Regions from separate parts of the Mus musculus genome. Here all the other regions are linked to region 1. The links are chromatin loops, found by intact Hi-C in ENCODE. Cell type or tissue: heart. All regions are shown on one strand.

What was found. A loop is a pair of places that touch in the nucleus more often than their neighbours do. Peaks named below come from ENCODE experiments on the same cell type or tissue, not always from the same donor. Only the 100,000 strongest peaks of a DNase experiment are listed, where the experiment ranks them.
Region 2: a loop joins it to region 1, with 2.6 times the contacts of the local background. A loop is called at or near these places in 2 of 42 quality-filtered maps.
Region 3: a loop joins it to region 1, with 2.9 times the contacts of the local background. A loop is called at or near these places in 3 of 42 quality-filtered maps.
Region 4: it touches region 1 in a loop (2.4-fold over the local background); 4 of 42 quality-filtered maps call a loop at or near these places.
Region 5: a loop joins it to region 1, with 3.0 times the contacts of the local background. A loop is called at or near these places in 13 of 42 quality-filtered maps.

The regions. Positions count from the first base shown.
Region 1 is chrX:73,713,817-73,718,816 of GRCm38, forward strand. It overlaps Bcap31 (B cell receptor associated protein 31), which reads right to left and starts at 2,388. Exons shown (of 8, transcript NM_012060.5): 1 at 2,302-2,388; 2 at 977-1,112. The coding sequence starts at 1,068. It overlaps Abcd1 (ATP-binding cassette, sub-family D (ALD), member 1), which reads left to right and starts at 2,781. Exons shown (of 10, transcript NM_007435.2): 1 at 2,781-4,114. The coding sequence starts at 3,215. In heart, a CTCF peak has its summit at 1,882; DNase peaks (open chromatin) are centred at 1,885, 2,595 and 4,805; H3K4me3 peaks cover 2,975 bases; H3K27ac peaks cover 2,935 bases.
Region 2 is chrX:73,912,785-73,917,784 of GRCm38, forward strand. It overlaps Naa10 (N(alpha)-acetyltransferase 10, NatA catalytic subunit), which reads right to left. Exons shown (of 8, transcript NM_019870.3): 8 at 4,086-4,411. The coding sequence ends at 4,175. Among named protein-coding and RNA genes, the nearest start is that of Arhgap4, 4.0 kb to the left of the region's middle. In heart, a CTCF peak has its summit at 2,365; a DNase peak (open chromatin) is centred at 2,317; H3K4me3 peaks cover 864 bases; H3K27ac peaks cover 1,439 bases.
Region 3 is chrX:74,426,275-74,431,274 of GRCm38, forward strand. It overlaps G6pdx (glucose-6-phosphate dehydrogenase X-linked), which reads right to left and starts at 2,606. Exons shown (of 13, transcript NM_008062.3): 1 at 2,549-2,606; 2 at 1,778-1,905. The coding sequence starts at 1,897. It overlaps Ikbkg (inhibitor of kappaB kinase gamma), which reads left to right and starts at 3,407. Exons shown (of 10, transcript NM_010547.2): 1 at 3,407-3,547. In heart, a CTCF peak has its summit at 2,646; DNase peaks (open chromatin) are centred at 2,707 and 3,407; H3K4me3 peaks cover 2,659 bases; H3K27ac peaks cover 1,871 bases.
Region 4 is chrX:73,951,960-73,956,959 of GRCm38, forward strand. Hcfc1 (host cell factor C1) reads right to left here. Exons shown (of 26, transcript NM_008224.4): 6 at 4,608-4,714; 7 at 3,496-3,675; 8 at 3,055-3,414; 9 at 2,623-2,783; 10 at 1,366-1,563; 11 at 867-1,091; 12 at 603-707; 13 at 214-433; 14 at 1-109. Among named protein-coding and RNA genes, the nearest start is that of Hcfc1, 12 kb to the right of the region's middle. In heart, no CTCF peak of the experiment used is centred here; no DNase peak of the experiment used is centred here.
Region 5 is chrX:73,771,980-73,776,979 of GRCm38, forward strand. It overlaps Plxnb3 (plexin B3), which reads left to right. Exons shown (of 35, transcript NM_019587.2): 35 at 167-531. The coding sequence ends at 271. It overlaps Srpk3 (serine/arginine-rich protein specific kinase 3), which reads left to right and starts at 2,426. Exons shown (of 15, transcript NM_019684.2): 1 at 2,426-2,527; 2 at 2,605-2,735; 3 at 2,914-3,022; 4 at 3,125-3,212; 5 at 3,499-3,586; 6 at 4,041-4,147; 7 at 4,219-4,384; 8 at 4,482-4,507; 9 at 4,991-5,000. The coding sequence starts at 2,472. In heart, no CTCF peak of the experiment used is centred here; DNase peaks (open chromatin) are centred at 2,382 and 3,272; H3K4me3 peaks cover 1,270 bases; H3K27ac peaks cover 1,884 bases; H3K27me3 peaks cover 440 bases.

The DNA.
Region 1 (5,000 bases):
TTCCGTAATCCTTTTCCTTTTCATACCAGGTCTCATTTAGCTCAAGCTAACCTCAAATTTGCTATGTAGCCAAGATAGGTCTTGAACTCCTAACCCTGCCTTCACCTCCTAAGTGGTGGAACAAAGTTAGTTGTCCTAGAGAGTATCCAAGACTCCAGTTCCACCAGCGTTTTGGTCACTGTATTTCCTGTGAACTAAATGTCAATGTGGGTTTTAGCAAGAATATTCCTTAGGTATTATTAACTATGGCAATTTTATAAATCCTAATTTAAATACGAATAGTGTTGATATACTACAAATGATTGAAACAATATCTAAATAACGTTTAGCAAATCCTGGTTTTTTGGGTTGTTTTTTGTTTTTCGAGACAGGGTTTCTCTGTGTAGCTCTGGCTGTCCTGGAACTCACTCTGTAGACCAGGCTGGCCTCAAACTCAGAAATCCACTACCTCTGCGTCCCAAGTGCTGGGACTAAAGGCGTACGCCACCACGCCCAGCCTGTTTTTTATTAAAAGGGACTATAGCTTCCATCCTTCATAGGCTGAGTAATGCTCATGAGCCTACTAAGCAATGCCAGTAGGAGTTAGCTAGGAGGTCAAAAGTCAGCAAATCGGCAACAATGTAAGCCAATGGTGCAAGTATTCAAGTTTCCACACAATTATCCCCTACAGCCCTGAGGCCCAAGGGTTGGCAAGAGAATATTACTCAAAAAAGTTGAAGTCAAATCTTCTTTTGCAAAAACCAGAAGACAGTGTGCACAGGAAAGCAAATGACGAGGTGACAAAGCCAGACAATGTTCAAGATTGGTGATAAGAAAAAAAAAATCATACTCCTGACACCCTTACTCAAGACAGGTTTTACTTGTTTCCATATAGCCTCAATTTCAGGGTCCACCAATTTTGCACACAGAAACTACAAGGTTCAGGGTTTGATAGCACCCTCATCATATGCTTGCTTTGTTGTTCCACTAGCCATACCTTTTTGGAGAAATGAAGGGAATGCAGAGAAGCAACACAGCAAAGACCTCTGCGTAGAGGAAGGTGGCAACTGTAGTCCACTGCAAACTCATCCTGTGACTTAAAGGGTTCCAACAGAGGGATGGGAGCTTGTTTCCTGGCAGGATACAGAAGAAACAGGAGGAACCATGAGAGCTGGAAAGTCACTGACAGGGACTGCTCAGGGACCCTGGAGAGGCTGGGGCTGCTATTCTTCACAACAGACCACAGGATTCTGCTTCAGAGCTTTTGAAACCCTGGTTGAAACAGGGTTTAACCCAACAGCAGACACTTGACCAATGATTCTAGCCAGCCAACAAACTTCCCTTGCCTGGGACAGTTACTTGTGCCCCTCCAGCAAGTATGTTACTATGACTAGGTACTTTTGTTCATGATTCCTTTCCCCGGGGCCGTCCAAGAGACTCTTAAGCCTGTTTAACTAAGAAAATGTTTCTCATAAGAATAGGAGAACCTTCTCAGCACCCATCAGGCTCCCTTGTAAGGCTAGACCTGTTTAAGAAAATGTTTCTCAAAAGAACAGTACGTAAACAGAAGGACCTCAGCACCCATTAGGCTTCCTTCCAAGAGTAGAAGCCTCTGCTGCCAGGAGCTATACATGTCTTCCAGTCGCTTCTACAGTGGGACTGGGACTGCAGTGTTCATACATGTATTTTCTGCAAACGCCACCACCTAAGCCTCTGCACAAGAAAGCAGGCCCATTTCCTCCAGAGCTTATGAGGGGCTGATAACCCTAGTAGCCTCCAGCCTCCTTCTAAAGCTGCTTTTGAAAACTAGATAGGCCTTCCGAATGCTCGCACGAATGCACAGGGTGTAGGCCTCCATTTACTCTCAAAAGGCCCACAAGAGCGACTCCTAGAGGGCGGGAATCCAGGCCAAAAGCAAATACAGGTCTCCACAGAGCACGTCCAGGCCTTACCCAGAGAAAGTTCCAGAACCAGAAAGTCTCTCCCGAAGCCAAAAAAGGGACCTCCCTGCATCCCTAGCAAGCCACAACGCCCAAGTCCACAGCGCCAGGTGGCTTTCGAGGAGCTGGGCCTACCTGGGCAGCTCTTCTGGGGGGGGGTGGGGAGGACTGGCCCCTGTCCTCGCGTCCCCTAGAGTCCCGCTCCACCTACCTCCACAACATCCCTATGCCTGATCCTGCCCTAAACTCCGAAGTCGGCCCGGATCCCTACACTTCCCAGAACCCACAGTATTTCTGGGATGCTCGCCTTCCTCCCTCATGAAGGGACTGGGGGGGAACCTCGTTGGTCCGAAAGTCAGCCATGCATGCGGACCCAGCTTACCGAGCTTCAGCCTACTCGCACGCCCCACCGCAACTACCAAACTCTCACCAATGCTCAGGCCCGCCCCCTAGCCCGCGGGCGGAAACCGGAAACGCGCGTCAGGCCCCGCCTACAAGTCCTCTAGAGGCCCCTAACGGCTCCGCCCATTGTCGTTTCCCGCCCCGCCCTTAGGCGCGGCCTGTTGCCAAGGTCTAGAAAGGAAGTAGAGGCTGACGGTTGAAGGCCCCCTGCCGCGCCTCTGACACTTCGGACACGCAGGGGTGGAGCTTGGAGGCGCCTTGGCGGGAGGGCTGGGGCCGCTTCTGTAGTGTACGCGGACTTGCTTCGTTTCTGTTGTCGGAGAGGGGGAGGGGTCCAACGGTAGGGCGAGAACGGGGTGGGGCACCCCTAACTCGGACTCCGCCTCTTGCCTCAACTCCGCCTCCTCTTCCCCATCACCACCCCTGGGGAGGGGTAGGTGGGTGGGGATTCTGGGCCTTGGCGTAGACGCTGTCGTTACTGCCGGGCTGCTCAGCGGACAAACACGCCTGGTGCCCCGGGGAGGGGCGTCACGGGGGGTGGGGGGGGAGGAGCAGTAAGAGGAGGGAGGTGGAAGGAAAGACACAGCCTCTCTCCTTAAGACCTCTCGAGGCTCTGACCTCAGGGGCTAAGGGGACAGTCTGTAGAGGGAAGCCAGTTCCTCCACCCGGGCTGCCTGAAGAGGCCACGACCCTGGAGGATTCTAACCCAACCGATCCAGGGGCCCCAGCACCACCGCGAGGGCCTAAAGCAACAGTCTCAGGGATCACTTCAAGGTTTCCAGTTGCCTAGACAACGAGCCCTGGGTCAGAGCAACAACCCTTCCAGGATCTGTCTGCAACTGTAGCCTCAGGCAGCAGTTCCAGCCCTCAGCCTGCTCACCAGTCCAGGTGACATGCCGGTGCTCTCCACTCCCCGGCCCTCACGGGTGACCACGCTGAAGCGCACAGCTGTGGTCCTGGCCCTCACAGCCTATGGAGTCCACAAAATCTACCCTCTAGTACGGCAGTGTCTGACTCCTGCCAGAGGTCCTCAGGTGCCAGCTGGGGAGCCCACTCAAGAGGCCTCTGGAGCCACCGCAACCAAGGCTGGCATGAACCGGGTATTCCTGCAGCGGCTCTTGGCGCTCCTGAGGCTGCTGTTCCCCCGAGTCTTGTGCCGGGAAACAGGGCTGCTGGCCCTGCATTCTGCTGCCCTGGTAAGCCGAACTTTCCTGTCTGTGTATGTTGCCCGCCTGGACGGCAGACTGGCCCGCTGCATTGTACGTAAGGACCCGCGGGCCTTTAGCTGGCAACTGCTGCAGTGGCTCCTCATCGCCCTTCCTGCCACTTTCATCAACAGTGCCATCCGCTACCTAGAGGGCCAGCTGGCTCTTTCTTTCCGAAGCCGTCTAGTAGCTCATGCCTATGGACTCTACTTCTCCCAACAGACTTACTACCGAGTAAGCAACATGGATGGACGACTTCGAAACCCTGATCAGTCTCTGACAGAGGATGTGGTAGCCTTTGCTGCCTCTGTAGCCCACCTTTATTCCAACCTGACCAAGCCACTCCTGGATGTGGCTGTGACCTCCTACACTCTCCTTCGAGCTGCCCGATCCCGAGGAGCTGGCACAGCCTGGCCCTCAGCCATCGCTGGCCTGGTGGTGTTCCTCACAGCCAACGTGCTTCGAGCCTTCTCTCCCAAGTTTGGGGAGCTAGTGGCAGAGGAGGCACGGCGAAAGGGGGAACTGCGCTACATGCACTCTCGAGTGGTGGCCAACTCAGAGGAAATTGCCTTCTACGGGGGCCATGAGGTGGGGCAGGTTGAGATGCTGCTTAAATAGCAGAGGAGGTGGCTGGGAGACCTATTGCAGTCAGCTATAAGCAGTAAGGGAAGCCCAACAAGGCCTTCTCAGGCTGATGTTAAAGTTGTAGATAGACACTGGGACAAGCTTGGGGGTAGGCTTTGGATGGCTATAACCTTAAGATGCAGAAATGGAGAAATGGCACCATTGGGTGGGAACTTCCCTGTGCTGGCTGCCTGCAACCTCCAAGCCACTTCTGCTTCCTTGGTAAAATTGTCTTGGACATTTTGGATTCTAGCTTTGGATTCTAGTGATTTGTGATGCTACTGGTCCAGCTTACTCCAATCTTGCAGTCAACCACTCCTGCAGCCACCTGGGAGGAATTAGACTCCTACCATCTCTGGGAGCATAGGACAGAGCCTGCTTCCTAACCTCTCTTGCCTCTCTGAGCCCTTTGAAGGCTGGCGTCCAGCAGAGTTGGCTGGCTGGGCTGTCCAGTATTATGGGCATGACTCAGCCCAAGCAGAGGTTAACAAGCAGAGCTCAGCACAGTGGCTACAGCAGTAGTGTTGCTGCTCAGGGTCAAGGCTGTCAGAACCCCAGGCACGTCGGGTTAGTTACTGACAGGCTTGGCAAGCAACCTGCCTAGTTGCCTCCCTCCCTCCCAGGGATAGGGATACCTGGCCTCTGCCATAGAAGCCTGACAACCTTTCTCACCCCCACCCCTGATGTCCTACCCCCAGTGTAGCCACCCTTCCACCCAGATCCCAGCTACTTTATGAGGTGGGCTAGGGCCAGGGATGCCTGGCAGACACTGAGAAAGGCTACTTTAAACCAGTGTAAACTTTATTCTCTGACAGCCCCTCCCCTTCTTTGTGCCTCTTGTGGTTGCAGC
Region 2 (5,000 bases), 200 kb after region 1:
GAACTCAGAAATCCACCTGCCTCTGCCTCCCAAGTTCAATCTTGTTCTTGATCTCCATTTGCTCCCAATACCAAAGCCCTTCTCTAAGATGCTGTTGGTGCTCACAGAACCTTGAAGAAATGGTCTAGAAGCTAGCTAAATGTTGGCAAGCCCAAGTCCTGGACTTCCAGAAGCTGGTCTCAGAAGTAGCAATGTTGGAATCTTCCACCAAGGTAAGCAAGCCTGTATCGTTCTCATAGCACATGAATGAACATCCATCCTTATGAACTTGCTTTGTCAGGACATTTATTTCAAGAGTGCCTCATACTAAAGTAAATCAGGCACCAATGCCTTTATTAGTTAAAGCAACCCACCCTACCTGTCTTCCCTTCTTTCTGACCCTTAACTAATCCTTAGAAGTCACCCATCCAAGCAGCAGAGCCAGACCAGGATTCAGGCACACAAGAAATGGCTACTGAACTAGCCTTCAAATATTCTTAGTCCTTAATCCAGAAATCTGAACGGTGCCCCATTCAGCCCTTTGCATGAAACTGAGTGAAAAGCAAAACAGAAAACTTAGTGACTGGCTGTTTTCGGGACACTTGCTTGGCATCTGAAGCCATGAGTGAAACTGCTTCTGTTCCTTTAGCTCTTGTTCCTTTTGTTTGGAAACAGGGTCTCACTATGTAGGTCTGGCTGTTCTGGAACTTACTATGGAGACCAGGCTGGCCTCAGTCTGCCTCTGCCTCCCAAGTGCTGGGATTAAAGACGTGTGCCAGCATACCTGGCCTGTTCCTTTTTGGCTTTTTTTTAAAAAAAAAAATGAGATTTCTTCATTTAATTTTATGTGTATATGTATGTGTAACTTGTATGTGTGCATCAGAATCTCCAGATTCTGGAATTACGGATGATCATGAACATCCATGTGGGTGCTGGGAATCAAACTCGATTCTCTACAAGAGCAACAAGTGCTCTTAACCACTGAACCATTTCCTCAGCACCCTTCTTGGCTTTTTGAGATAGGGGATCTTTCAGTAGCTCTGGTTAAACTAGAACTTACTATGTAGACCAAGCTAGCCTTGAACTTCTGCCTCTAAGTGCTGAGACGAAGCACAAAAAGCACTACCCCAGCTAACTAGCTCCAGTTTTGAGAATCTAAAAGCCTGAAGGACAGAGTGGGAGTGGGTGGGTGGTGGCTTAGAGGCAAGCCAGAGTTGCAGAGTGATTTCCAGGCTGCATGAAGCTATAGAGACCCTGTCTCAAAAATCAGATAAGCTGGGTGAGGGGATGCTCACCTAGAGGCAGAGATAGGGACTATATATGGAGATTGTCAAAACAAACAAAACCAAAACCCAACAAGATAAGTAATGGAGGTGCTTACAGTGGTTAAAGAGCTCTTCCAGGGGACAGAGTTCAGTTCTTAAAATTCAAAGGCTGCTCACAACCATTTAATACTTCACTTCTAAAACACTATCTTCTCTCTCTCCACCTTCCCCCCCCCACTAAATCTTTAAAAAGAGAGCAAGGGTTATATATACAGGGTTATTTCTTTATGACAGGGTATCACAATGCAGGCCAGGCATTGAAATGTTTATATTCAGCATGAAGTTATAATGGCCAATATATTTAACTTCATACACTTATCAGAATACACTTAGAGCTGCCTGCCTATCTCTGGAGCTCTGCAAAACATTTTTGAATATGTGGAAGGATGTATACTTGGTCCTGAGGGATGATGACCACAGGGCTGATAAGCTCAGACTGGCTGGCTACTCTGGACAGAGGGAAATGAGAGGATAGTAGGGCTCAAAAGAGAAAAAAAGGATTGGAGAGGGCTGGAGAGATGGTTCAGGTTCAGAGCACTGACTGCTCTTCCAGAGGTCCTGAGTCAATTCCCAGCAACCACATGGTGGCTCATAACCATCTGTAGTGGGATCCAATGCCCTTTTCTGGTGTGTCTGAAGACAGTGACAGATACATAAAATAAGCAATTCTTTAAAAAAAAAAAAAAAAAAAAGGAAAGAAAGAAAAGATTAAGCATGAAGGTAAGGCCTGGAGAAGTGTCCCTAGAGTCACCCTCAGTCTCCGCTCATAATGTAAGAGGCAGACGCCGCCAAAGCAGGGGAAGTGCTGGGCCCCCAAGGCCTAGCAGGCCTGTGGTTTTCCCCTTCACAGCTCTGACCTCCGCCCAGGAAACCTAACCTACTAGGAGGCGGGGCGGACAGCAGAGTTTCAGGCGGCCACCAATGACACCTAAGCAACCAGTGCAGAGGGCGGGCCTCGAGAGGATTCTGTAAGTGCTTTAAGAGGATCTGCAATCTCCCCCACCCACCAACTCTAAGACAGGATGGAACCACTGCGCATGTCCACCGCTTTACCACAAGGCGGCAGGCCTAGCGCTGCAGAACCAATCAGAGCTTGAGAACTAAGAACGCCACTGGCTTGCGAAGGAACTGACGCCAGCACGCCGGGTGGAACAAGCCACTCGACTCATACAAAGGGAAGTCCGTAATTTTAGCCAACCAGACGCAGGTTTTTTTTTTTTTTTTCGAGACAGGGTTTCTCTGAGTAGTCCTGGCTGTCCTGGAACTCACTCTGTAGACCAGGCTGGCCTCAAACTTAGAAATCCACCTGCCTCTGCCTCCCAAGTGCTGGGATTAAAGGCCACCACTGCCCGGCAAGAACGCATTTTCGTTTGAACTAGAGGACAGGGTGCGGCTGTGATTTTTCCTCCCCGCCCTTCAGTCGCTTCTTTCTCAGTTTCTAATAGATGGTTTGTACAACCAAAGTACTAAGCTCCAGGACAAATTATTCCACATAGTGGCGGATCGCTGTGCCACTTGCAGGAGCAAGGACATTATTAGTAAAGTGACAGCTCTGATATAAGGTGCACTGCAGTTAGGTGAGCGGCCTAAGGAGAGCCCACCCAGGACCTAGGAGCCACAAGTGATGGTCTTAAAGCAGCACATTTAGAGGAGCAAATGTTAAGGCAAGGGTGACGGTGTAACAAAACGTTCAGAAGTGAGGACTCTCTTTTTGTCTTTTTAGTTCAATTATATTTGAGTTTATGAACCTAACAGAAGTCGCAAAAATATTAGAAGTCATTGAGGGTATCCTGATGGCAGTCAAGAACTAGACAATGCATGGAACTGTCTTGTCTTGTTTATCTGCACAGCCCTATCCTGGAACTCACTTTGTAGATCAGGCTGGCCTGGAACTTAAAAAGATCCACTTGCCTCTGCCTCCCAAGTACTGGGATTAAGTGTGCCACCACTGCCCCACAGCAAATACAAAATATTAATGGAGGAATGGCTAATGCCTGTAATCCCAGCACTTTAGAGCCTGGGGCAGGATTGACACAAGTTTGAGGCCAGCCTGGGCTACGTAATGAGTTCCAAGCTAAGAATGAGAGATCCTGTCTCTCAAAAAAAAAAAAAAAAAAAAAAAAGGTTACAGATAGGAAGAGCCTAAGCACCTGGGGCTAGGATCTCTCCAGATAAGTGCAATGAGCAGTTGGACTTGGGCATTTGGGGTTCCAGAAGCTCCTACTGATGAGAACAAGTATGACCTAGGGTAAAGGGCTGAGAGGGGCATAAGGGGGCAAAGCAGTACAGCAAAGAACATCAAGGTAGGAGAGCTGCCTCTGAAATGTGAGGCTGACTAGAAAGCCCAGGAAATCATTTTGTTCAGCCCTAGAAAATTACATTAGGACAAAAAGGACATTAATGAGGCCTATAGGCCAGACACGTGACATCAGAATATAGCACCCAGCCGGGCGTAGTGGCGCACACCTTTAATCCCAGCACTCGGGAGGCAGAGGCAGACGGATTTCTGAGTTCGAGGCCAGCCTGGTCTACAAAGTGAGTTCCAGGACAGCCAAGGCTACACAGAGAAACCCTGTCTCGAAAAACCAGAAAAAAACAAAAAACAAAAAAAGAATATAGCACCCAAAACAGTTTACCTGCCAACTTCAACTCAGTTGTTGAAGATAGTCAGATTTGGGGTCCCATCCTCAAATCTGTTTTGACTTGTGAGCTCAATACAGTCTAGGCTGTGAAGATAGTATCCCTGACACATAGGAACTGGAAAAAAAAAAGCATACCCCACTATGCACATTCACAAATTTCCCAAGGCCACTGGGTGACATTTATTGTAAAAGCACATGGGGCAAGGTTGGGACCAGGTGGGGCAGGTTCTAGGAGGCAGAGTCAGAGGCCTCTGAGCTGTCTTTGACATCTGTGCTCTCTGTGGTCTCGCTGACCTCACTGAGGTCCTTGCTGTCCCCACCACTATCCTCAGCAGCCAGGCCCTTCTCCTCACGACAGGCCTCTCCTGAGCTCAGAAGCACGTTGCCTTTGTTCTCCGCTTTGTTCTCCAAGGCCGCCAGAACCATGTGCTTGCCCTTTTCCTTCAGCTCCAGGTGCCGCCTCAGCTGCCGCCAGGAGCCCAGAGGGAAGCGGGTGGAAAGAGACAGGGCCTAAGTCTCCAGACAGGAGACAAGAGGAGCCAGGCCCTGAGGCTGGCTGGGGGAAGGGACACAGTGAGAAGTGGTAGGGCCAAGGCAAGAAATAGGACTGGGTAGAAATGTAGTTCAATCCTAGCTCTGCCCTAAGCCTGCTTTCCTCATCTGTAAAATGACAAAGGTCCTATTGCCCTCAAATGTGCTGTTGGGGAGCCTCCAAGACAGAGCAGTACCTCCCCAGGAGGCTTGGTCAGAGACCCTTTCCCCCTAGCCCAGTTTAGTCCTAAATCTGAGCAGGCTGCCCCTGACCCTAGTAGTCCCTCTCCCTAGAAAAATATCTTCCTACTCTCTCTCCTGTTCCACCCACCTCCAGGCTTCTTCCCTAGAAAGCATCCCATAGCCCCCTCTAGAGTCAACAGAGGCCATGTCACAACTTGACAGCTTAGGAAGTGAGGGAAAGAGGGGCTCTACAACGACAAGGGCTGACACTCAATCTTGGTCTTGCCTCTAGCCACCACTGCCTCACTCAGTCTCACAGCTCTAAAGTAGCCACCTTTCC
Region 3 (5,000 bases), 710 kb after region 1:
TAGGGTCTGTCTGTCTCTCTCTCTCAGGACCTCTGAGAGGAACAGAAAGAAACAATGATGCTTTTTAGAAAATCTCTTTCTTCCCCACTCCCTTTTGCTGGAACTAATAGTTCCTATTTCTACTCTGGAAGCCCGGGTTCTTACTCCCAGAGCAGAGGAGAGCAAAGGGGAACCAAACTGATTGCAGTGAAAGGAAGTTGCTCAACTTGAGGCTAGAATTCACATAATTAGCCTAGGATAAAGCCAGAAAAGCTGCCTGGTTTTTGTTTGTTAGATGAAAAACACCAGGGTTCAGAGAAATGTAGACATTTGTTCCAGGTCACATAATAAGCTATCAACAAGGTATCTAAGAGTTCATGTCCTACAGTTAAAAATGATCTTCGATGACTGGGTTATTGTTGCTGCATGCTTATGAAAGCATGGGTGGGGCAGGGGAAATAATCTTCAGTTACTTTCTCTTCCATTTGGCCCTTTAGACTGAAAGCAGAGTCCCACATGCTAAGGTTTGTGGCAGATACATGCATAGCTCCTTTAAGGGGACTAGGCTAGAGACAGGGCTGAGGGTAGGGCTGCTGTATTGTGTGTTCCGACTAAGTACCTCCCTTAGGTCTTAGAGCTACAAGGAGCCAGGGGACAGTGCTTTGGTTTGTCTGTCCCTTCCCCTTTCAGTGGCAGGGCCCTTCTCCTCAGCTTGTTTCTGCATTCCTTTTCGAAGTTCTGCCACTCCCATTTTTGCTCAGAAATATAAGGCAGACAACAAACAAGTCTGGCAAAGGGGGTGGCATGTTCTGATGTCCATTTTTTGGATAGTACTGCGATTGAACCTAGGGCCTCATGCATATGAGGTTAGGGCTTTACCACTGACCTACAGCTGTAGCCCTTGGTGCATGGCAATGCTCTGTGTGAACAAAAAACCACAGAGCTCCTCCAGCATTGAGGGGTCCAGGGTGGAAGGTGCTGAGCCAGTGGCTACCCTTTCAAGAACACACTAGTTCTGATGAAGTTCTTGTCCAAGATTACACAATAAGTTAATAGTGAAGATGGTCACACGAGGGTGAGCTGATTCCAGGATTAAAAGCAAGCAATTGAGTTTACCTTTGCCATCGAACACTGGCCACTGAACGTGCCCTGCTGCCACATAGCACATAAGGGGGTGATTTGGTCTAAGCCATGACTTTACTAAGCCCCCACCTGCTCCAGTCTCACTGTGTACTGTCAATACAACACCCCTCTGACTGCTTCTGTTCTTCAGTTTTTCCTAACAGAGCTGGGACTAGGTGGGATGAACAGAAATTTGCAGTAGGCTTTGGAAGATATGGCAAAGAGGAGGTGTTTATCCCTAGGGAACTTCATGCCGTAGAAAGAAAAGAGGGAGAGGCAGGACCTCAGATTCTTCCACTGAAATTAACAGTAATATTTTTCAAATTACAGATTCATTAAAATCAGAATTTTCCCTGATTGCACATCAGTTTTTTTTTTTCATCCAGGAGGAAGAAGTGCTACTGGGTGGTGCTTTAGCACCTGTGATGGTCCAAGTCTGGTCTCCACTCAATGGCTCAGCACAGAGTTCTGAGATGTGACACAAGTACATGTATATCAGGTACTGCTGTGATGATCAGGACACACAGGTGGAGTATATGCCATAGAGTTCAACCTAGTAGAACTTGTGGGTACCTCAGCAGTTCCGTCAATTGGGAAAGTTGAGATAGAGAGAGAGAAGTGCCTTGCACAAGGCTATATTTCATCTTTTAGACTCGGGGCCTGAAGGGAGACTCACCGATGCACCCATGATGATAAATATGTGTGTATCAGCTTGGTGGAAGGCATCACCCTGGTACAACTCTTCCCTCAGGATCCCACACACCTGGGTCCGGCTCAGGGCCACCTGCTCTGCCATGATGTTTTCTGGTGGAAGAAAAGACTCATTGATATGGTAGGAGAACGAAAGAGCATTGACAACTTAACCTTATCCAAGGGTCTTTTGGGTTCTCACCAGGCTGGTGACGATTACTAAAACCACTGGCCGGGAATGCTCTGTGTGTGTGTGTGTGTGTACGCGCGCGCGCGCGCGCGCGCGCGAGCATACATGCATTCGGAGATTCAGAAACTGCTGCCTCTGAGCTCCAGCCATAACCTCCAAAGTTGCCTTCGCTAGGGGCTGTACATTACGAAAGTACTAAAGCTTTAATATAATTCACCTAGGACATCCACTGTGGGCAGCTAGATAAAATCTGGTTACGGCATCACACTCTGTATATGGGACCATCGTATCGTACTCGGGTGTCTGCCAGAAACTCCACAATGAACTGAGCACGTTTGATTGTGCAGATGATGGAGTTCAGCTCCGGCTCTCTTCTGGCCCAGTTGGGTGATCCCCGAAAGTCCCTTCTCTTCTAAAGGTCTAGTCCTCATGGGCCCAATGCGGGGAAAGTGCGGGATACAAAGGGATGGGTTAAAAACTTGTAGATTAGCGCGCATCAAAGGGACTCGCGGCGTACAAGCGTGAAGCATGTCCCTCCACCGACATGCCATCAGACCACCCCTTTACCTGAGTTTAGTTGCCGCTGCCAAACACGTTCACAGATCTGTAGCGCACAGCCAGTTTCCGGGGGCTAAGCTTCGCTGGCCCATTTAACGCAAGAGGGCGTGTGCTTTGACTGAGCTGACCCGCCTCAGGAGAGGCAGGAGGGGAGGAGCTTCGGGCTAGTCTATCATTGCAGGAGGAGATGCGCGCGCATCCCTGGCCAGCCCCGCCCTTTGGCCTTCCCCGATGCCGCTGCCCCTACAATTTCGAGATCGCAAAGTCTTGTCATAAGTGCAGCTCCACACAGTTCTCCTGGGTCCCCGTCTCCTGTGTCACCCAGCCATTATGTATGGCCTAGCTTTCCGCTGGACCTTCGAGGCCCTGCACCTTCCCGGATGACCCCACTTCCGTTAGCAGCATAGCCACGCCTTCCCTAGCTGCTAGTTTGGCTTCGGAGCTGGACTTTCGCAGCTTCCTCTAGGCTTTTTCCTTGGTGGGGGCCCAGCGGCAGAGAGCCCAGTAGCAGGACCAGACTGAAACTTGGGTGTTTTAGTGCGGATGCGGTGCCTTGAAAATGGGGTAGGGGCGAGTGTGGGCGTGGTGACGCACTACTTTAATCCTAGCAGACGGGAAAAAAGAGGCAGGTAGATCTCTGAGTTCGAGACCCTGGTCTTATGGGACCCTGTCTCAAAAAAAAAGTGTGTGTATAAGTGTGTGATGTTTATCAGTGAGGAGAGCTCTGGTGTTCTGCTGGCCGACGCAGGCTGGCGATCTAAGACTTTTCTTTGGAACAGAGTATGGCACTTTGGGGTTTTGATTCACTGGTTAATCTCCAAGCCTTTGAGTCTGTGTTTTACTTCCGGATCCCGCACTTACGACACCGGAAGCCGGAAGTGGAGTTTTCCACTGCAGAGAAGGGAAGGGTGACCGCCTGACTAGGACTTTCTAGGAGCTCCGGTTCTGTCGGAGCGGTCGGATCCCTCTGCTCCTGCCCTCTTCACTTCTGGCCGACTCTGCTGACAGGTGTGGTCCTCTTCTCCAAAGACAGGGCTCCATCGGTGGCTGTTTCGTAGCTTCCGAGACTCCAGAGGTCCACACCCTTCCCCCCACCTTAGGCCCAGTTTGTTCTGCCGCAAGCTTCTAATTATTCGCTACCCAGATTATTTAGGCTAGTCGGATTGAATCTGCCCTTCCCTTCACTGCAGCTGTCGCCTAAGGGCTTGGCCCCTAGTGCTAGAACTCTTTAGGTAGCAGACATTTTCTGTTGATCAAACTGTTTCTGAAACACGTTTTGCACTGTAGGCCAGGTAGACCTCGAACTCAAAGTTCTGCCTCAGCCTTTCGAGTGCTAGAGCAACAGGTGTTCGCCATCAGGCTAGGCTGTTTATCAAACTTGAGTGCATTTGAAGTCTTTAAAAAGTTTTCACGTGTACCTTCACAACTAAAGGTCTTACCTTCTGCACCTCAGTTTACTTTGCAAATGATTCATAGTAATCTGTTTGCCTGTCCTCATAACATTTATCTGACCTGAGAAGGAATGTGTTGTCTTGGCATTTCCTAGGAAAAAGGAAGGACCAGAGAGGGCAAGGGAGAATAGTTGGTGGAGAGGAAGGAAGGGAGTATAGGTGGTATAGGATCTTGTAGGCTGTTGTATGGACTTTGCTTTTTAACACTAGGAGAAATGGAAACTCTGAAAGAGTTCATGGTAGAGAAGAGAAGTAGTTTGAGTTATTTTTGAGGTAATTGGCCCCAGTGGGGCCAATTAACTGCAAAGGGCCATTGAAAAGGCAAAGCATGGTGACCCGTAAAGAGATTATTGCAGTAATGCAGGTGAAAGATGATAGCGCTGTCAGCCTTGAATTACTGAAAAAATTTAAAATGTACAAAAGTAGAAATAATAATATAGTAAATTCCATGTACACATTTCTTAGCTGTGACTATCAGCTCATAGTTAACTTTAATCCACACCCCATTACAATCCTTTACCATGATTATTTTCTTTTCTACAGAAGATGTTATTTTATGTGTATAGGTGCTTTGCTATGCTTTCCTAGTGCCCAAGGGAGTCAGAAGAAGGTTTCAGATCCCCTTGGATTGGAGTTACAGATGTTTGTGAGCCACATCTGCAACAACAAGTGCTCTTAATCCCTGAACCATTATCTCTCTTGCTCCACCCATTGCGATTTTCAATAACAGCTTTCTTGAGACATAATTGGCATGCTACAAAAATTACTATTTGTGTGTGTGCCCCCCACATGCATGCATGATGTATGATTTGTACAGGGAGCACAGGTGCCATGGCTAGAATGTGTAGAGCTCAGAGGACAACATTGAGTCAGCTATCTTCTTTCCACCTTTATATGTTCTCATGTCTCCAGGCTTGCATAGCAAGGGCCTTTATCCACTGAGCTGTCTCCCTTGCCCATACTTCAATATTTTTTTAAACAGTCTCTTCTAGATCCCTTCCCTTTGAGTT
Region 4 (5,000 bases), 240 kb after region 1:
ATCTTGGGGACAGCAGTGATGATTTTAGCAGGCGCTCCTGTTCCTGAAGTCATCACTTTGGTGGTGATAATTGTAATTGGGGACTTAATGCCAGGACTGCTGGTAACACCTGCATTGGGGAAGGATTCAGAGAAAATAAGCTGTGAGGACTTATCTTTTTGATTTATACTCACCAGCAAACCAGCAAAGGCCTTTTGAAAGCTGCCTGTTTACCTGTGGCACCTGCCTGGGTGATAATGGCCGACATAGGAATGGTCTTAATAATGGTAGTTGTGCCAGGTTTGGTGGTGCTGGGAGAAACACTACTGATGCCCAGGATAGTGGGCTTGGTCCCTGCCCCACTAGCCTGTGTGGTGGTAATGATGGTTGTGGGCTTGCCATCTGCTGATGTCACCAGCTTCAGGATAGTCCCCGCTGGCAGGGGTCCTTTGGTCTAAAAAGGAGAAGTTATAAATTAACAGGAAATACTGCCAGAAAGGAACATTAGGTTGAGCTACTATAACTCAGAGAATATTCTGAATACTGTGGGTGCTGTGGTATCAGCAAGGCCTTGTTTCCCAGTGTCAATTCATCCTCTTGGGCCTGAGAGAGTGAGTGCTCACCTGGATGATCTGAGTCACAGGACCTGTAGATGCTTGGCCTGTCACTGCTGATGTCTGAACTGGTTTGGTCTGGACCACCGACATCACTTTTCCCAGATTGGAAATCTAAAAAGGAAAGGATGGAGCAGGCAGTAATCTGGAACCAAACAAGGGCATGGCCTGGGCTAGAACTATATTGGAATTGGCACAAGATAGCGAGTCACCAGTGGCATTCACCAAAGGCTAGCAACTGTCATACACGGCCAGGTGGTAGCTGTCACTCACCAGAGCACTGCCTCCTGGGACAGAGATGGGGCTCTTCACTAGGGTGATGGTCTTGGTGACTCCACCTACCACCGTGGTCACCACCTGGGCTTGCTGGGCCACTGTTACAGTTCCTGATTTGTGTACTGTGATGATAGGGCGAGTAGATGTGTTGGCAGCAGAGGACACAGATGTCCCCACTTGGGCAGCTGCAGTCTTTAGCATTCGAGTGGCTGGGTTGCTCACCTGGAGAAGCAGAGATGAGTTATGAACATAGCAGCAACATAATGGCTGTAGCTCTGCTGACCACCTGTCCATCCAGTTTGGTTGGCTGAGCAGCAAGAGAACAGCCTGAACTCTCCACAGGTCTAATCTAAGGCTGGACACCCTTAAAGGTAACTGCATGTTCCATAGCCCATGCCAGTACTGATCGTAAACCGACGGCCCGAAAGGTTGGCCCAAACCCAGAACAAACGGTCACTGCTTGTTCGATTACCAGGCCCAGAAGATCAATGCTCACCATGACAGGGGAGGAGGCCACCTTCACAGTGGCTGGAAGAGTGGTCGTGCCAGGTGTCACAGCCACTGTCTTGACGATGGTGGTCCCTGCTGGGACACTCAGCACCGTGGGTGCTGAGGATGGAGGGATTTTCTGTGTGGCAGCAGCAGCAGCAGCCAATGCGGCCATCCCACTCATCTGTGGGTTGCTGCCGATCACCTGTGACGGACACAAAGCATGTGAGCTGCAAGGGTTCCACCTGCCACCTGCTTCCAAATTCAATGACCCTTTCAGAACCTGCCAGAAGGGCTCAGCAGCATATTGTTTTTTCCTAATTCGGGCTCCTCTCTCCTAGTGCAAACAACAAGTAGGCAGGTGCTCGCCAAGTGCTCCTTTCTTTTGAGAAAGGTTCTCACATAGCTCGGGCTAGTCTCAAACTCACACTAAAGATAACCCTCAATTTCTGATCTTCCTGCTTCCACCTCTCGAAAGTTGGGATTACTGACATGCAACTACATGGCTAATGCAATGTTAGAAATTGAACCTAGAGCTTTGTGCACACTAACCAAGCACTCAAACGATTGAGCCACACCCCTAGCCCCTAAGTAGATTTTTAATCAAAGAACCATAATCAAGCTAGGCCACTAGATTAATTTACTACATATATTTATAATAAAAATAATTCATTTTACATATCTCACTCAGTATAAGAACACATACTTAGCACAAGGCAGTGATGGGTTTCACATACAACACTATCAACATCACTGCTGGGTATTGTTCATGCTTATAATTCCAGAACTCGGGAGGCTGAGGCAGGACAATCTCTAAATAGTAGATAGCCTACCCAAAACAAAACACAACCTTTGAGTTAAATACAGCTTATTCTCACAGACTTGGGTCAAATGCAACTAACTAGATATTCTCCTCCACCTTCCAAATCAGGAAAACCACAATGAACATGTCAAGGATCCCTCCACCTTTGCCACCCCCGGTTTTTTGAGACAGGGTTTCTCTGTATAGCCCTGGCTGTCCTTGAACTCCTGTCTCCTGAGTCTTGGGATCAAAGGCCTGTGGCATTTTTAATGCAGTAGCATCTTACAAACAAGAGCCTATGATGGGAGCTGGTGGGCTTCATGCATGCTAGGCAAACATTCTAACAAGTAAGCTACACCCTCAGTCCCAGGGATAGAGATATGTGTGTGTATGTACGTGTACACACACACACACACACACACACACACACACACACACACACACACAGAGAGATGTCCTCACCGTCCCCTGGGCACTCTGTGTGGGTACAACCATTCGAACACTGGCAGGCAGGGAAGTCACAGTGACAGGAGCTTTTCCAGCCTGGCTTGCAGGTCTCATGGTAACCAGTGGTGTTCCTGTTGTAGCTTGAGGACCAGTCACTTTGAGAACAGCAGGGACACCTGATAAGGAAAAGGGTTGATCATCAGGAGATACTCTTCTACTCTGTCAGACTTAAGGTAGACTTGACCTATTCCTTGACCTACATGTTTTTATGTATGACTTTTCTATGCCCCCAAGACCATCGCATCAGTAAGACAGCACTTTTATCCCCTATTTTAAGAACAAAACCAAAGCTAAATCAACCAAGAACAAAGCAGCAGCCACCATTCAGGCAATGAATGTCTCCAGTGATTAAGCCTCACACAAATGCCTATGGCCCTCATGGCTTACCTTGAGTCCTGGCTGCAGTGGGCACAGAAATGGAGCTGCCTGGCACTGTCGGCAAGACCTGGATGGTGGTTGTGCTTGGGGGTGCAGTGGCAGCCTGGGGCACAAGTGTGATGCCTACTTGGGTCAGTGGCTGTACAGCAGGTGCAGCTGCTGCTGGCGCAGGGCTCTTGGGAGGGTTGGCAGGCACAGACGGGACTGGATTGGGAGTGGGGGAGGTAGCCGTAGCAGCTGTGGCAGGAATGTCATATTTCTGGAGTTGTAGAAGGTAACTGTCAGCTGTTGCCACTGCACCCCAGCTAACCTCCAGTGAGTTGGTGTTGGCTCGTACTAGTTGTACTCGGGCTGGGGGTGGTGGCTTTTCTGTAATACAACAAAGCAACTGTTAAGATAGGGAATAGAGAGGCTTCAGCAGTGGGGAATGTCAGTGGCTAAGTACCTTACCTGTCTCCAAATACCACAAGTCCTTGCAGCAGACCTGGTTGTTCCAGGCCTTGCGGTAGCCATCACGGCCACTCCAAATATACAGACGAGTATTGATGGCAACAGCACAGTGGCCTGCTCGAGCTCGAGGAATGTTGTCCTCCAATGTATCCATCAGGATGGTTTCCCAGGCCATGGTATCTAGAGGTGCACAGGTGCTGGAGGTCACACAGAGGACAAAAGGAACCTGTTCCACCAACTCCCAAGTTGCCCTCTATTCTTTCATTGTCAGGGAAGGTCAAGTTATTGGAGTATCAAATTAAGAGAAAACAAAAATGAGGCAAAGAGGCATAAAAAATTAAGCCACATATTGGGAAAGTATTTGGAAGATAACTCCTTGTACATAAAAATAATACAATCCTAAGAGATGGGCAAAGGGAAACAATACATGAAAAAAAAAAAATCAAGATTTTTTTTTTTTCGAGACAGGGTTTCTCTGTGTAGCCCTGGCTGTCCTGGAACTCACTCTGTAGACCAGAAACTCAGAAACCCACCTGCTTCTGCCTCCCAAGTGCTGGGATTAAAGGTGTGTGCCATCACTGCCTGGCTCAAGTAAAAATCTTAAGATAATGTGTGCATCCAGTCAAAATTAAAGCAACTCAAATTTTTTGTTTAGTATTTTGTTTTCGAGATGGGGTTTCACAAACATCTGGCTGGTCTTGAACTCAAGAGTTCCATCTACTTCTGCCTCCTAGATGCTAGAATTAAAGCTGTACAGCATATTAAAGAATATGAAGAACTATGCATGGGTATGAAATGATCTCCAAGATAGTAAGGGAAAAGGGCTACTTGGCCCTGTGTATGGCAAGCTAAGGTCCTAGAGCTATAGCCTATTAGTAGAGTCCCTACAAATGGAGTATAAGAAACACTTCTGCACTATATGTGCTTTTGCACTTATGGATGTCAGGCACATATGAAGAGCCCATTCATACTAAAAGGAGTACTACCTGAGAGTTTTCTACCCATTGGATATTTCTGGTAATATCCATGAGCCCGAATTTGCTTCCTGGACACCCTAATAATTTCCCAGGGCCACCCCATCCCTGGCCATTCTAAGCCTGAGAAGGCCATACCCAGGTTGAGACAAGCCAGTGTGTTGGTACACTTCCACTCCTTCTCGTGTGTGGCCACTTTGACATCGTCCATGACAAGGGGCACCCAGCCACCAAATACATACATTCTAGGAGGATAAAGAAAAAGCAAGAGAGGATTGAAGAGAAGCACCAAGCTAGAGGCTACCTCTTTTACCTAGAAAGTTCTGAACACATTCAGTTTTCTAGAAGGCCCCAGGAGTCCCCAAGGATGCATGGAACTGTTTAATATGGCACTTATTACCTGATGGTTTACTCTTACAAATTTGTTTCTTTGTTTCTTAAGATTTATTTATTATATGTAAGTACACTGTAGCTGTCTTCAGACACTCCAGAAGAGGGCGTGAGATTTCATTACAGATGGTTGTGAGCCAC
Region 5 (5,000 bases), 58 kb after region 1:
GGGAAATGGTCTTGGTTTTCACCTAGACCTCCCTGGGCAGGTCTAGAGCAGAACCCCCTACTCTATTGCCCCAGGCCCTTGTTGAGGTGGGAAAAGGACTGATAGCCCTCAGTTGATGAACAGAGGGGTTGGGATTTCAAGCAGGTATACTCTGCTCTCCTGACAGATTATCAGTGCCCTGGAGGAGGACCCTGTGGCCCAGAAGATGCAGCTGGCTTGCCGCCTGCAGCAGGTGGCTGCCTTGGTGGAATACAAAGTGACTGACCTGTGAACTAGGGCCACAGTGATTACCTGAGACCTGCCAACTTATATAACAGTGAGCAGGATCCACCACCAAAGTACCTTATGACCCTGACTAAGCAGTGACTGAGGAGGGGGGGGGGGTCAGTAAGGCTATCTAGAGTGCCTACTGCCCCCATCAGCTTGATTCTAATTTATAATGATCCCTACCCTCTTTCCCACTGTATTTATATTTGCTTGCTGGAAAATCACACCTGGAAATAAAGTAGAAACACATCTTTTTAAAAACAATCTCAATCTGAAGCCCCTGACTTTTCCTGCCAAGTGTGAGCTCTCAGTATTACTGGGAGCTGAGGTGAGAGGCGTGAGTAGGGATTGAACCATCTGCCTCCCTACGTTCTAGCTCAAGGATGTCACTTCTCCCAATACCAGGGTTTACTACCAAGACATGCCCAAGTTCTACACAGGGCTTCTCTACAAGCCTTTCTTCTATACACCTTTGCCCTTAGTCCAGTGGCCCAATCTGGCACCCGTGGGGAAAGAAGGGATAATTACCCCTTTCATACTTTACCCTGTCCCTCCTTTCCTGACCCCACAGGCCCTGAAGGGACCTGTTCTCTCCATCTATGCCTACCCCACTGTTATCAGTTCTTTCTTATCATAGGACACCGGACAAAGTGTCTCCTACCTTGAGATAAGTACTGCCACTGCCAAGCCCCCTCCACTTTATTCAGAAGTTTCTGGCTAGTCTCCTATCTTCACTTTTGCCCCTTTATTCTCATCTAAAAACAATTAGTCTCTCTCATACTCTCATCTCATTCTGTTTTAATTTTACGTACATGAATGTTTTGCCTGCATGTATGTCTATATACTCCTTGTTGTGTCTGGTGGCCAGGAAGGCCAGAAGAGGGTGTCAATCCTCTGGGAACTAGAGTTGTAGACATGTGAGCTGCCACATGGGTCTTGGGAATTGAACTTGGACAATAGTTGCCAGTATTCTTAACCACTGAGCCATCTCTCCAGGTGGTTTTTATTTTTAAAGATAGGGTTTCATGCATTCCAGGCTGGCCTTAAACTTGCTATGTAGCTGAGCATAACCTGGAACTTCTGAGTACTTCTTGAGTATTGAGAGTACAGGCACATTCCACCACAACTGGTTTATTAAGTACTAGGCATCACCTTACCAACTTTAGAAAGCCCAAAAGAGCAAAAGTACTTGTCTACTTTTCTGGAACTCTCTCTCCAGTGACACCCATAGACTCCAGATAGGGTCTCAGTTGTTTTCCCAGGTCCTAGTATTCTGTAGCATGCTGGCACAGTATATCCTGAGTGCTTCTGGGGACTTAATGCTTTCTGGTCACTCAAGATGCACAGGATCCCTCAGTTACCAACTAGCTCATGGGCAATAACTGTGTGTTTTTTCTTCTCCTGGTGGACATGGCAGAGTTGGCCTAAATGGGAACCTGCAAATGTTGATGGGGACAGCAAGGCAGAAGTGGTCAGCTCTAGAGCTAGGGTGTGTTATGTAAATCTGATGAGCCTTTTGCCTCTAATGGGAGGAATGAGTTGCCTTTAACTCTTGCCTTTGACCCCTGCTCAGCCACATAGAGGGGAGGTCTGGGCTCCCACCTGCCTAGGGGGTGCGTCTATGAGTTACAAAAGAGCTGGGATCAGGGTTGAGATTGAGCAGAGCATGGGGTTTAGGTGGGATTGGTGGGGGTCACCTCTAAAAGGACACTTATATGGGTTAAGTGGGAAGTTCCAGAATGCATCAAGTACCCTGCAACATTTGGAGAGAGCTCAGCCAAAGGACCTGGTCATCATATCAACTTCATTCTTTCATAGGAGCCTCCCCTCCCTACAACCTTAGAGTACAGGAACTCCAGACTGCTCCATCTCCATGCAGAGGTCTTCCTTGGCTAGTCCTACACTGTGGGGAATCAGCCTAGGGACAGAGTTGCTATCATAACCCCAGCTTGATGGCTCCCTCTGTCTCTAGAGTGTGGGTGAAAACAGAGCAGGGGTGTTTGGCTTAGGGGCTGGACTCTCCAGGCTGCCATCAGTGCACTACCCCCTCCCTGTTCTGCATACCTTGCCCACAGCTGAGCAGCTGGGAGGCTATTTATAAAGGCGAGTGAGATCAGCGGCAGAAGCTATAAATGCACTGGCCACGGCTGGGCCCCACAGGAACAGCGGTCCAGTGCACCAGAGCTTTGGGCTGCGACATCAGGATGAGTGCCAATGCCGGTGGTAGTGGTAGTGTGGATTGTGGCGGCAGCAGCAGCAGGTATGACCAGGCTGGGGAGACTGGGGTCCCCTGCTCCCTGTGAGCTCACTGTCTGCATCCTCCTCCTTCACCCACAGCTCTCAGACTTCCTGTGGGCCTGAGTCCTCAGGCTCTGAATTAACTCCAGCCACACCAGCACCTCGTTTGCTGCAGGGACTCCTGGGCTCTGATGATGAGGAACAGGAAGACCCTAAGGACTATTGCAAGGGTAAGGCCTGGCCCTGGCTGCATGTGGCCAGCCGGATTGCCACTGCAAGGGCTCAGGACAGCTTGAGAGTAAAAAGTTGCCAAGACTAGGCCCACGTGAGATAGATGACCAGCAGGACATTGATATTGAGGTATAAGGGAGAGATGCCCTACTCTGATCTTTTGGTTCCCTTCTGCAGGTGGTTACTACCCAGTGAAGATCGGTGATTTGTTCAATGGGCGGTACCATGTGGTGCGAAAGCTAGGCTGGGGCCATTTCTCTACAGTCTGGCTCTGCTGGGATATTCAGTGAGTAGCTGGGATCTGCCTATGGGTTTGGTTAAGACCACCACCGTGAGAACATGTGACTCTGGCAAGGTCTGGCAGCCTATGAGGGTCTCCATATTACAGGCGCAAGCGCTTTGTGGCCCTGAAAGTGGTGAAGAGTGCAGGACATTACACTGAGACAGCCGTGGATGAGATCAAGCTCCTGAAATGTGTAAGGCACCTCCCCTACTGCTCCCAGCCCCTTGAACTGCCTTGGGCCTGGCAATGTGAATGCAGGGCCTGCTGGGGCTCTACAGAGTGGGGCGGGGCTCCCAGAGGGGACAGGCTCCAGCTGACTCTGCCAAGTAAAAGGACCCGGAGAGCAGAGGCAGCTGGCTTTCTTCAAGTGGGCCCCAGCTGGACTGGGAAAGGGGGATAGAAGTGCTTCAGGGGATATGAGCAGAGCAGTGTTGAGGAGCAGGTTGGAGTCATCTGTGGCTCCTTGCCTTTTGTTTCAGGTCAGGGACAGTGACCCTAGTGACCCCAAAAGGGAGACCATTGTTCAACTTATCGATGACTTCAGGATCTCAGGAGTAAATGGAGTCCGTATCCTTTGCAGAACGAGCAATATGGCAGTCAAAGATCCACATTGCATCATGGGATTTAGCCCTTGCGGGAAGAGCCTATAAAACAACTTCATCCCTTTGGGCACTTGTGTTTCTGAGTAGGGGGAACACAGGTAATTAGGTTGACTGTGATTATCTGCTGAGTGACTCCCAAATATAAAAGGCTACTTTTGAGGCCTACTTGGGCAGAAGAGTAAAGCTGGAGTGAGATATCTGTAGGATGACAAGAGGTACCATCTCGACTGGCATATCCGTGACAGTGACAGAAACATTCTAAATAATAAACTTGGTCAGTGGTGGCCACCAGGATGGTCAAGGGAAAGCCCTACTTCCCTAACCTCTGCATTTCTGGAGTCTAAGTGCTCCTCCATGATGGAGGGTAGGTAAGCCTGTGCCTTAGCTGTGTTGTTGACTGCCCTTCACTCCAGGTCCAGATGTATGCATGGTGCTAGAGGTCCTGGGCCACCAGCTCCTCAAGTGGATCATCAAATCCAACTACCAGGGTCTGCCTGTGCCCTGTGTTAAGAGCATTGTTAGACAGGTAGGTGCTGCCCCTACACTGCTCAGGTTGGCTAGGCCTGGCTGCTGGGATTCAGCTGTAGCTTTTGCCAGGTGCTGCATGGTCTGGATTACCTCCATACTAAGTGCAAGATCATCCATACGGACATCAAGCCTGAGAACATCTTACTGTGTGTTGGAGATGCCTACATCAGGCGCCTGGCTGCTGAAGCCACAGAGTGGCAGCAGTCAGGGGCCCAGCCCCCATCCCGTTCCACAGGTACCAAGAGCATGTGTGGGGACTGATACCAGGACTCTGGACCTCAATCTCTACCTGAATTACTGTTCTTTTTTCTCTCCCTACCCCTTACATCCAGTCAGCACTGCCCCCCAGGAGGTCTTGGTAAGTTGTGGTACCCCCTCTTTCCCTGTCTCCTCTTCCAATACAAGCTAGATGAGGCCATGTCCTCAGAGCTTGGATCCTCAGCCATACCTGTTCTACCTTTTGAACTTCTAAAAAGCTGAGTACCTGAGAAGAGAGTGATTAGACAGAGTGGATCATGTGCTCCAAGCTGCCTCTGGTCGCCAATGAGCCCAGCACTACCTCAATGGAAGGATACTGTGATACCCCACATGGCTACTTCAGGCAGCTTCATCTAGGTCTGGGAGTAGACAAGGAACAGTGTAGAGCAGGCCCACTAGGTTCTCCCCAAAGCACAAGGTAGGAGGGGGATAGGAGGAGAGGCAGAGAAATGGGTCAGGGGTTGGGAATAAGGGTGAGACAGAAGATAGCATCCATAGTCTGATACCCATGGGGGTTAGTTCTGGGGTTCAGGGCTGGACAAGAAAACATGGGGAGGGGGTGTGACCCTGACTCTGACAGCAGATTGGCAAGC